Linked DNA regions of Homo sapiens: region 1 is linked to region 2. The links are chromatin loops, found by intact Hi-C in ENCODE. Cell type or tissue: endothelial cell of umbilical vein. All regions are shown on one strand. Links, peaks and the distances in the headings refer to the core of each region. The heading gives the core; the rest is flanking DNA.

Region 1 (4,000 bases), core at 1-4,000, 960 kb after region 2:
TGCACTTCTAACAAGCACCCAGGAGCAGCTGCTGCTGGTGAGTCTTTGGACCACACTTTGAGTAGTGAGGACTTAGAATCTCACCCTCCTACCTCTTCACCTTTGTTCCCACGAGTTCTTTCTTTTCCAGCTTGAATTGCTTTTCCCATCCCGCGCATTTGTCTTGGCTGTGCCTATCCATATCCCACCTTTTCTAATCCCTCCTTTTCCAGCAGATGACAACTGATATTAATGATCATGATGAATGACAACAACAACAATCACTTGTGAGACCTTACTAGCTGCCAGGGACTATGCTGCATGCTTCAAAAGGATTATTGTGTTTAATCCTCTTAACAGCCCTATGAGGTCAATACTAATATTGCTCCCAGTTTACAGATGAAGAAACTGAGGTATAGGGAGGTTAAGTATTTGCCCAAGGTCATATAGGCTCAGCCATCTGGATGCTTCCCTTGGCTCCAGTTGCTGACAACCTTATGGTAACAGTCTTTGTGTGTGTGTGTGTGTGTGTGTGTGTGTGTGTGTGTGTGCACTTGTACACTGGCACATTTTCACTTTCCACCAAGATTACACTGTCCCTGAGGGTAGAGACAAAATAATTCTCTTTCTCTCTTCCCTTTGTCTTTATCTCCCTGCCTCTTTCTCTCTATCTCTCTCCCTCTCTTCCCAACTACAGCCTTTGCCAAAGCAAGGCCTCTTCTTCAAAATAGGACACACCCCTCCCAGCCTCATCTGTGACCAGGGCACAGGGTGCCACTCTCCCCTCCCACAGGCTCAGGCTGGGCATCCCCCAGCTCGAAGCTCCCTGCTCTTGCCCTGTGACCCCCAGTAGCCACTCTCTTCCCTTGCCCTGGTTCAGCTGATCCCTATTCCCCGATGGCTCCTTCCAGTCTAGTCTCCCCATCCCAGGGAGTCTGGAGTCTGGGCAGTGGCCTGGACCCCTTGAGAAAGTTGCCCTACTCCCTCCCCAAACACACCTCAACAACCCCCTTAGATCCTGGTCACTGCTATTTCCTGCCCACCCCCCTCCGCCCCCCGTCCTGCAGGCTCTGTGAGGGCAGGGACCAGGCCTGTCTTGTCACAGCTGTGTCACCAGTGCCTGGCATTTAGTCACAGTAGGTGGGTGAAGGAGGGGCTCTCCCAGCCTGGCCTGGGCTGGGCAGAGCATCTTCAGCCCACCCAAGTAATCTTGCACCCATTCGGTCTCTGTTACCCTCCCGCCTAAGCCCAGAAGCCCACAGGCCCGGGACTTGCTGTCCTCAGACCTAGGATACTTCCCACTCCAAGCCCCAAATCCTACCCTGCCGTTCCCAGCCCTTCTCCAGCACCCCTCCCTCTTCACAAAGGCTGCTTGGCGGTTTCTCTCCGCCCTCCCCAAGACTGCTCTTGGGAGGGTATGTTGCTTTCCCAGACAAGCTCAGCGATGCAATTTCTCCTCCTAAGAGGTTAGGCTAATTGCTCTTCCCAGAAGAAAATCCTCAGAGGTTTTCCTTGTGGTGGACTGGAAGGTTTGAAAATTATATGTTCAGGGCAACATCGGGTTACTATATTAAATCCAGTTTCACGGATCGCGGCCACGGGGAGCACAAGCGCCACCTGCTGGCCCACAGCGAGATTCCAAGAGAGGACGAGACCTGAGCACAACCAGCTCAAGACGCACAGTCCCCGGTCACCGTCAATCAAGTGTCCGGTCCTCCATTTCGCTTTGGTTTTTCTCATTGTTGGAGTTTTTTTTTTTATTGATACATCATAGTTATACATATTTTGGGGGTGTCTGTGATTTTTTAAATTTAATTTATTTCTTATTCTGTTTCTTCCCCCCACCCCTCTTCTTTTGGGACAGGATCCCCATCTGTGGCCCAAGCTGGTCTCAAACTCCCGGCCTCAAGCTATTCTCCCACCTCAGCCTCCCAAAGTACTGGGGTCACAGGCGTGATCCCCACGCCCAGCCTCAGGTGATATTTTTATTACATGTGTACAACATGTAAAGAGAAAATCAGACACCCATCACCCCAAACATTTATATCTACTTTGTGTCAGAAACATTATAAGTCTTCTAGCTATTTTGAAATATACAATACATTATTGTTAACTATAATTCCCCTGCAGTAGTATCAACTACTAGATCTTATTCCCTCTGTCTAGCTGTATGTTTGTACCCATTAGCCAACCTCTCTTCATCTTCCCCAGCCCCCTTCCCAGCCTCTGTTAACTATCATTCAACCCTCTAGCTCCATGAGATCCACTTTTGTTTTTAGCTTCCACATGACTGAAAATATGTGGCATTTGTCTTTCTGTGCCTGGCTTATTTCACATAACATGATGACCTCCATTCCACCCATGTTGCTGCAAATGACAGGATTTTATCATTTTTTATAGCTAAATAATATTCCATTGTGTATATACGTCACATTTTCTTTCTTTATTCATCCATTGATGGACACTTATGTTGATCTGTATCTTGGCCATCAGGAATAGTGCTGCAGTAAACAGGAGGGCAAATATCTCTTCAATATACTTATTCCCTTTCTTTTGGATATACGTGTGTGTGTGTGTGTGTGTGTGTGTGTGTGTGTGTGTATCCAGCAGGTTTTTCTCATTTTAAAAACTCCATAGAAATAGTGATGTCTAATGTACTAACTCTTACATATGTAAATTGTGTGGTTTCCAGGGATACAGAGACTTAACAAATAGCAGACATGGCTGGGCGCAGTGGTTTACGCCTGTAATCCCAGAACTTTAGGAAGCCGAGGCAGGTGGATCTACCTGAGATCAGGAGTTCGACACCAGCCTGGCCAACATGGTGAAACCCTGTCTCTACTAAAAATACAAAAATTACCTGGGCGTGGTGGCAGGCACCTGTAATCTCAGCAATTCAGGAGGCTGAGGCAGGAGAATCGCTTGAACCCAGGAGGCGGAGGTTGCAGTGAGCCGAGATCACGCCATTGCACTCCAGCCTGTGTGGCAAGGGCAAAACTCCGTCTAAAAAAAAAAAAAGACATATACTTTATAAACATTAGGAAAAAAATTTGTGTTTGTATACACACACATACATACATACAAATGCACAAAGATACCTCTACCACTTCTTCTCTTCTTATCATTATTATTCTTTTTTTTTTTTCTTTTAAGACAGTGTCAGGCCAGGCGCCGTGGCTCATGCCTGTAATCCCAGCACTTTGGGAGACCAAGGCGGGTGGATCACGAGATCAGGAGATCGAAACCATGGTGAAACCCTGTCTCTACTAAAAATACAAAAAAATTAGCCAGGCGCAGTGGCGGGCGCCTGTAGTCCCAGCTACTCGGGAGGCTGAGGCAGGAGAATGGTGTGAACCCAGGAGGTAGAGCTTGCAGTGAGCCCAGATCGCGCCACTGCACTCCAGCCTGGGTGACAGAGCGAGACTCCATCTCAAAAAAAAAAAAGACAGTGTCTTATTCTGTCACCCAGGCTGGAATGCAGTGGTACAATCTTGGTTCACTGGTGCCTTCACCTCCTTGGCTCAAGGAATTCTCCTGCCTCAGCCTCTTGAGTAGCTGGAACTACAGGTGTGTGCCATGACATCTGGCTAAGTTTTTAAAAAAATTTTTTTAGGGATGGGGGTCTCACTATGTCACCCAGGCTGGTCTTGAACTCTTGACCTCAAGCAGTCCTCCCACCTTAGCCTCCCAAAGTGGTGGTATTACAGGCATGAGCCACCATGCCTGGCCTCTCTGTCACTTCTTACATCAAATTTGGTTATGCAGTTTTTATCCTATTAGATTGTTTTAAAGTCCTAGTTGAACAAATGGTTTTTTTCAAACACTAATGTAGGAATGTTAATTAGAAGTAATTTTAAGTCTTTTAAATTATAAAAGCACATATTCATTAATGCAGCAATTCCTTCACTGGTAACGAACCCTACAGATACATTCATGTTCATGGGTGTAAAGATGTATGTACAGGGATTCCTCTGAAGCCCAGTTAATAGTAGCAAAAAAACTGGGACTCACCAGTAGGGCA
Region 2 (6,004 bases), core at 957-4,956:
TCTCTTTATTCTTCACCTTGTGTAAACCCGAACTGTTCTCACCCTGTGTGGGCACTAGGAAGTGTTCAGTCTGATACTTTCTGGTGGTTCTTTCCTCAACCTCAAGTAGTTTCCCTTCACACATGTGCAGATTAGTTCTCAAGTGGCCCTCTCTGCAGATCTTTGCAGTGCTCACTCTGCACACCTGCTTCCTCTCTGGTACTCTGCCCCATAAGTTCTAGCCACCTTAGCTTTCCCAAACTCCGATCCCCATCTCCTCAACTCAGGTTGTCTACCAGGCTCTGTTTACTTTCCCTTTCTTGTGTTGCAGCCTGGAAACTGCCTCTGGAGCAAACTGAGGTGATTGTAAGCTCATTGTGTTTGTTTCCTTTCTCTCAAGGATTACAGTCTCAAGCTTTCTATTGTTCAGTACCTGAAAACTCTTATTTCATGTATTCTGTCTGATTTTCTACTTATTATTTTAGTGCAATTCATGTACCAGTTAATCCTTTGTGGGCTAAAGTGGAAATCCCTTCTTTCATTCTCTCTTGAGTTCACTCTATCCAGGCTTAAGTTTCCAGCTCTATAATGCAACTGATTTAAAAAATTTTATCCAACCCAATAGCAGCATTCGAAAGAGTTGATCACTCACTTTTTCTTGAAAAGCTCTCTTCCCTTGACTTTTTATTTTTTTAGACAGGTTCTCACCTAACTCTGTCACCCAGGCTGGAGTACAGTGGTGCTATCATGGTTCACTGCAGCTTTGACCCCTCAGACTCAAGCAATCCTCTCACCTCAGCCTCTCGAGTAGCTGGGACCACAGGCATATGCCACCATGCCCAGCTAATTTTTTAATTTTTAGTACAGATAAGGTTTTGGTATGTTGCCCTGGTTGGTCTTAAACTTCTGGGCTCAAGAGATCCTCCTGCCTTGGCCTCCTAAAGTGTTGGGATTATAGGCATGAGCCACCATGCCCAGCCCACTTGGCTTCTTGGAACTATTCTCTCTTCTTTTACACCTACCTTCTTGGTCACCTCCTCCTCTCAGTCCCTTTTGCTGGATCCTCCTCATCATTTTAACTTCTAGGCTTTGGGGAATCCCAGAACTCAGTCCTAGGACCTTTTCTCTTCTATATCTGTACTCAATCCCTAATATCATCTGGTCTTATGATCTTTAAAATCTTTTATAGGCTGTAACTCCTATTGATATCTGAATTCTGAGCTTTCCCATGAACTTCAGATTCATATTCATTTGCGTAATGACATGGAACTTGGATAGGTTTACATACATGGATTTCCTGATATGTCCAAAACTGCATTTTTGTTTCCCCCATGAAGGAAATAAAACATGCAAATAACACCAATAACCAAAACCTTTATGTGAATCTTGTCTTTTCTGCTTCAATAAAGTTGTGATTCCATTCTTCTAGACACTCACCCAATTAGTCAAGAAATTCTTTCTTTTTTTTTTTGAGACGGAGCCTCACTCTGTTGCCTAGGCTGAGTGCAGTGGCGTGATCTTGGCTCACTGCAACCTCCATCTCCCAGATTCAAGCGATTCTCTTGCTTCAGCCTCCCGAGTAGCTGGGATTACAGGCGCCCGTCACCACACCTGGCTAATTTTTGTATTTTTAGTAGAGACGGGGTTTTGCCATGTTGGCCAGGCTGGTCTTGAACTCCTGACCTCAGGTGATCCGCCTGCCTTGGCCTCCCAGGGTGCTGGGATTGCAGGCGTGAGCCACCGTGCCCGGCCAAGAAATTCTTTCAGCTCCTCTTTTGAACTATATCTTGAGTCTAGTTACTTCTCATCACTTGACCTGTTACTTCCCTGGGTGAGGTCACTACCAGCTCTTAACTGGTCACTACCAGCTCTTATCTGTGCTAGCTGATCTCCTTGCTTTCATTCTTGCCCAAGCCTCTTCTCCATTGGGCAGTTAGAGCAGTCCTTTTAAAAAAAGAAGTCAGATCATGTTGTTCCTGCTTCTAGGCTTCCTATTTTGCTAAATAAAAGCTAAAAAAAAAAAATACCACTTTAGCAAAAAAAAAAAAAACAAAAACCACAGACCTAAAGGTCTTATGTGATCTTGGCCTTGGCTAGCTCTTTGTTTTCTTTTATTCTCCCTCTTACTCTCTGTGTTCCAGATACTTTAGTCTCTTTGTTGTTTCTCAGACACACCAGGCATCTTTCCACATGTAAGCTTTTGCACTTGTTATAATTCTCTATTCTTGTGTGCTGTTTCACTGGGTATCCACATGGTTCATTTTCTTATCTCTTTTAAGCTTTTGCTCAAATGTCACCTTATTAATAAGGCTTTGTCAGTTCACCTGACATAAAATATAAAATAGCGCTAGCCCCACCTGTCACATTCTATTCTCTCATCCTGCTTCATTTTCCTCTACAGCCTTATTACCTCATATATAATATATATTTATTTGTTTGTCTTCCTCAGTAGAATTTAAACCCTATGAGGTAAGGGCTTTTCTTTTTCTTTTGGTAGTGGTGGTTGTTCATTGCCATATTCTCAGCACCCAGAACAGTGCCTGGCATATAGTAGGTCCTCAATAAATATTTGTTGAATGAATGGATCTTAGTGCTCATTTTGAAAAGAATGCTTTTTATAAACAGATATCCACTAGATGGCATTATTTTCAAACTTTATGTAATTAATGTCTGGGAGCAAATGATAGGTTATTTTCTGTTTTTTGCCCTAAACAAAAAAGATCTTTGCAATGAAGATTGTCACAAGAAGTTACTAGGATGAATGTGAGGCATGTCGAATATTGCATTTATATTTGGTTTTTGATTTATATATTTTTAGATGTTTATTATAAAATAAAAAACATTTAGAGAAACAAAATTACAGCATATTGGTGTGTAAATGATCCATTTAATACAGTTATTTAGCATGGTAACTGTGAACAAAGGTTGTTCATGTCTATCCATTGACCACCATTCCTTTTGTGAGGCCTTCAGCAATGGCAAAGCAGCAGTAAGTTCCAGAGCCTTTCATTACTGAAGCCACTAGTGGAAATCCAGAAAATTGTCAGCTGTTCAGTTCTTGTTGCTAATGAGCTAGGTACTCTCAATCTGGTTCCTAATCAACTGGGCATTCAAATTTTGAAAAATTTCCATGTTTCTAGAAGATGTTGCCAGACCTATCCTGTTAAAAACTGGTAGGTTCTAAGTGCCAGAGATTTTTAGCTGACTTCTCTGACCAGCACTAAACTCAGCAAATAGTTTCCCTAATCAAAAATTTACACTTTTCCCCCAAACCCTCAGGATTTGGCTGCTCTGCCTGTGCCAATGCCATCTCATTTCTTGATTTCCTCCCTTACCTCATTTCCTTCTTCCATTTCAATCCCTGTGCCTCTCTTAAGCTCTTTTCCTGGATGGTTATTTGATCCATTTTATTCTCACTCTTCACACCTCTTTTGGTACTATTCCTTATTCATGAAGTATTTTTTCCTCTTCCTGTTCAACTTAGCTATGTATATTTTTCTTTTCAAATTGTTCAAAAATACACTTAAAAACAGTTGTTGAAGTTCTCTCTTCTCTTTTCCTGTTTTGGGCTTTTCTCTTTTATTTCTGATCATAGCAAATGTAAGGACTTGTTTTGGTTATGTTTTTAAAGTTCCCAGCTTCTTCTCAGAACTCTAACTATTTAGAAATGAAAACACTGTTCTTTTGTACTTTTGAGTCTCTAAATGGAAAACAAAATATAGGATGCTTTTTGAGTTTACAGCCTCTCCTCCCAGTTCCCCTGGGATGGCTAAGTACTAGGGCTGATAAAATGTCATTTCATTTAAAATGAAATGTGATGGTTAAACTCAAAACATTTAAAATGAAATGAGATGGTTAAACTCAAAGACTTATATTTTTAACATTTTTAACCATAAATATGAGAAATTTCTAGTAATGCTTTCCATATCTTATAATATGAATGATGGCATTTTAACTTGTCACTCTCTTGTGTTTGGCCTACTGCATGTATTAAACTGGCTTTGAGGCCAGAATTCAGTGTTTAGAAAATCATGTTTTGTTTACTAAGAAAGTATTGGAACATTAATTTATTTGGGCCATAATTTAAAGGAATTATTGCATAGCATTAATTTGCATGAATTGTTTCAATTGAGAAAGTGTATTTTTCTGGAATGAGACATGAAGACTTACTGATATCTATTATAATACAATATACCATATTTGTTCAAATATACTTATTTCATTCAAGAAAATGAAAGCATTCTTATTTAGTAAACATATCTTATAGCTGCTACTCTAAATATCACTTACAAAAAACATATTTAATCCCAGAAAGATAAATCTCAAGAGACATTGTTGTTTGCTCAAGATTAGATGAGATCCAACAGCCCTTGCTGGTTGCATGCTCTGACTGCTAACCTCTGTTAGTGCTTACAAAAGAGAGCTTAATTCTAAATCTGTATATTAAGCCATTTTGCTTATACCTGCTCTATTGATAAGGCTTAGGAGTTTCTCAAGTAAAATTAATTAGAGATTCAGCAATGTGGCTTTAAGTAGAATTGACTGTTTTCGTTTGTGCTATTTTTTTCACCCACAGACTGGTTGAAATAGCAGAATCCCGTTTTCCCAGATATTTTAACACTGAAGAAAAGTTACTTTTGACAAGTAGTAAAGTTCATCTTTATCGGGAACTCACCTGTGATGAAGTTCTACAAAGGTATGCTGCTTTAGATTTTGATTTTTTAGTAATGCGTTGAAGGTTTATGTTTTATCTTTTATGTTTCAGCTTCTAAGTGAAAAAAGTCTTTATAGGTTAGAATTATGTGGAGTAACTTTTTCAGTGTTCTTCTTTGTTATAGCCTTTTGGTTGAAGTCTTTCTTGAAAAACAAAAAAAATTAAATGAATAAAATGTTCTGTATTTAATTAATTAAGTGGTGTATTATTTATCTATTGTTTCATTAACAAATTGTCTCACAGTTTAGTAGCTTAAAACAGCAAATACATATTATTTCACATAGTTTCTGAGGGTTAAGTGTCTGGGAGTAGCTTAGCTGGGTGTTTCTGGCTCAATGTCGCTCAAGAGGTTATAGTCAAGCTGGTGGCCAGGGCTGCAGTTATCTTAAGGCTTGACTGGAGCTGGAGTACCTGCTTCCAAGCTCCCTAATATAGTTGTTGGAAGCCCTCTGTTTCTTGCTGGCAGTGGGCAAGAGACCTTTGTTCCTTACCGTCTGGGCCTCTCCATAAATCACAACATAGCAAGTTGCTTTCCTCAGAGTAAGTGACCTGAGAGACTGGGCAAGTGAAAGAGTACCCAAGATGGAAGCTGTAGTCTTTTATAACCCACACTCAGAAATAAGGTACCATGATCTTGTCATATGCTTGTGGTCATACAGATCAAGTCTGGCACACTGTGGGAGGGACCTATACAAGGATGCAAAATACCAAGAGGAGGGAGTAAGTGTGGGCCATTTTGCAGACTGGCTACCACAAGTAGTTTTACCCCAGAATTGGAGCGTTAACATTATCTTAGGAGAATCAAGGAATTCTGAAACTACACAGAAACAGTTTGCTCTGTTTCCAGAAAAGTATGATATGTCTACAAGTTAGGTTTACTGAATTCTTGCAAATCATTACTGTAACTTAGGAAAGAATAGTTTATTGTTTTTAAGTTGCTTAGCCTTTGCAATACCTTTATTTATTTATTTTATCTTAAATTTATTGACTATTTTATAAATTCTTCTTTTATAGGATTGAATCTTTGGAAGAAGAAATTATCTCAAAAGGAATTAAACTTGTGATTCTTGACTCTGTTGCTTCTGTGGTCAGAAAGGAGTTTGATGCACAACTTCAAGGCAATCTCAAAGAAAGAAACAAGTTCTTGGCAAGAGAGGCATCCTCCTTGAAGTATTTGGCTGAGGAGTTTTCAATCCCAGTAAGTTTTTCTTTTTTTCTCTTTTTTCTTTTCCTTTCTTTTGTTTCTTTTATATTACATTCACTGACTTATGGTATCAAATAATAAAATTAGAGGAAAATGTAAAACAGATG

The links. Hi-C counts contacts between places; a loop is a spot of excess contacts. Peaks named below come from ENCODE experiments on the same cell type or tissue, not always from the same donor. Only the 100,000 strongest peaks of a DNase experiment are listed, where the experiment ranks them.
Region 1: a loop joins it to region 2, with 8 times the contacts of the local background. A loop is called at or near these places in 24 of 110 quality-filtered maps.

Annotation. Positions count from the first base shown.
Region 1 is chr14:68,842,537-68,846,536 of GRCh38, forward strand. No RefSeq gene overlaps it. Among named protein-coding and RNA genes, the nearest start is that of ZFP36L1, 51 kb to the left of the region's middle. RefSeq lists an enhancer at 1,064-1,576. In endothelial cell of umbilical vein, for the core only: a CTCF peak has its summit at 1,592 (motif pointing left); a DNase peak (open chromatin) is centred at 1,575.
Region 2 is chr14:67,881,314-67,887,317 of GRCh38, forward strand. RAD51B (RAD51 paralog B) reads left to right here. Exons shown (of 11, transcript NM_133510.4): 6 at 4,556-4,675; 7 at 5,708-5,891. Among named protein-coding and RNA genes, the nearest start is that of RAD51B, 65 kb to the left of the region's middle. In endothelial cell of umbilical vein, for the core only: no CTCF peak of the experiment used is centred there; a DNase peak (open chromatin) is centred at 2,628.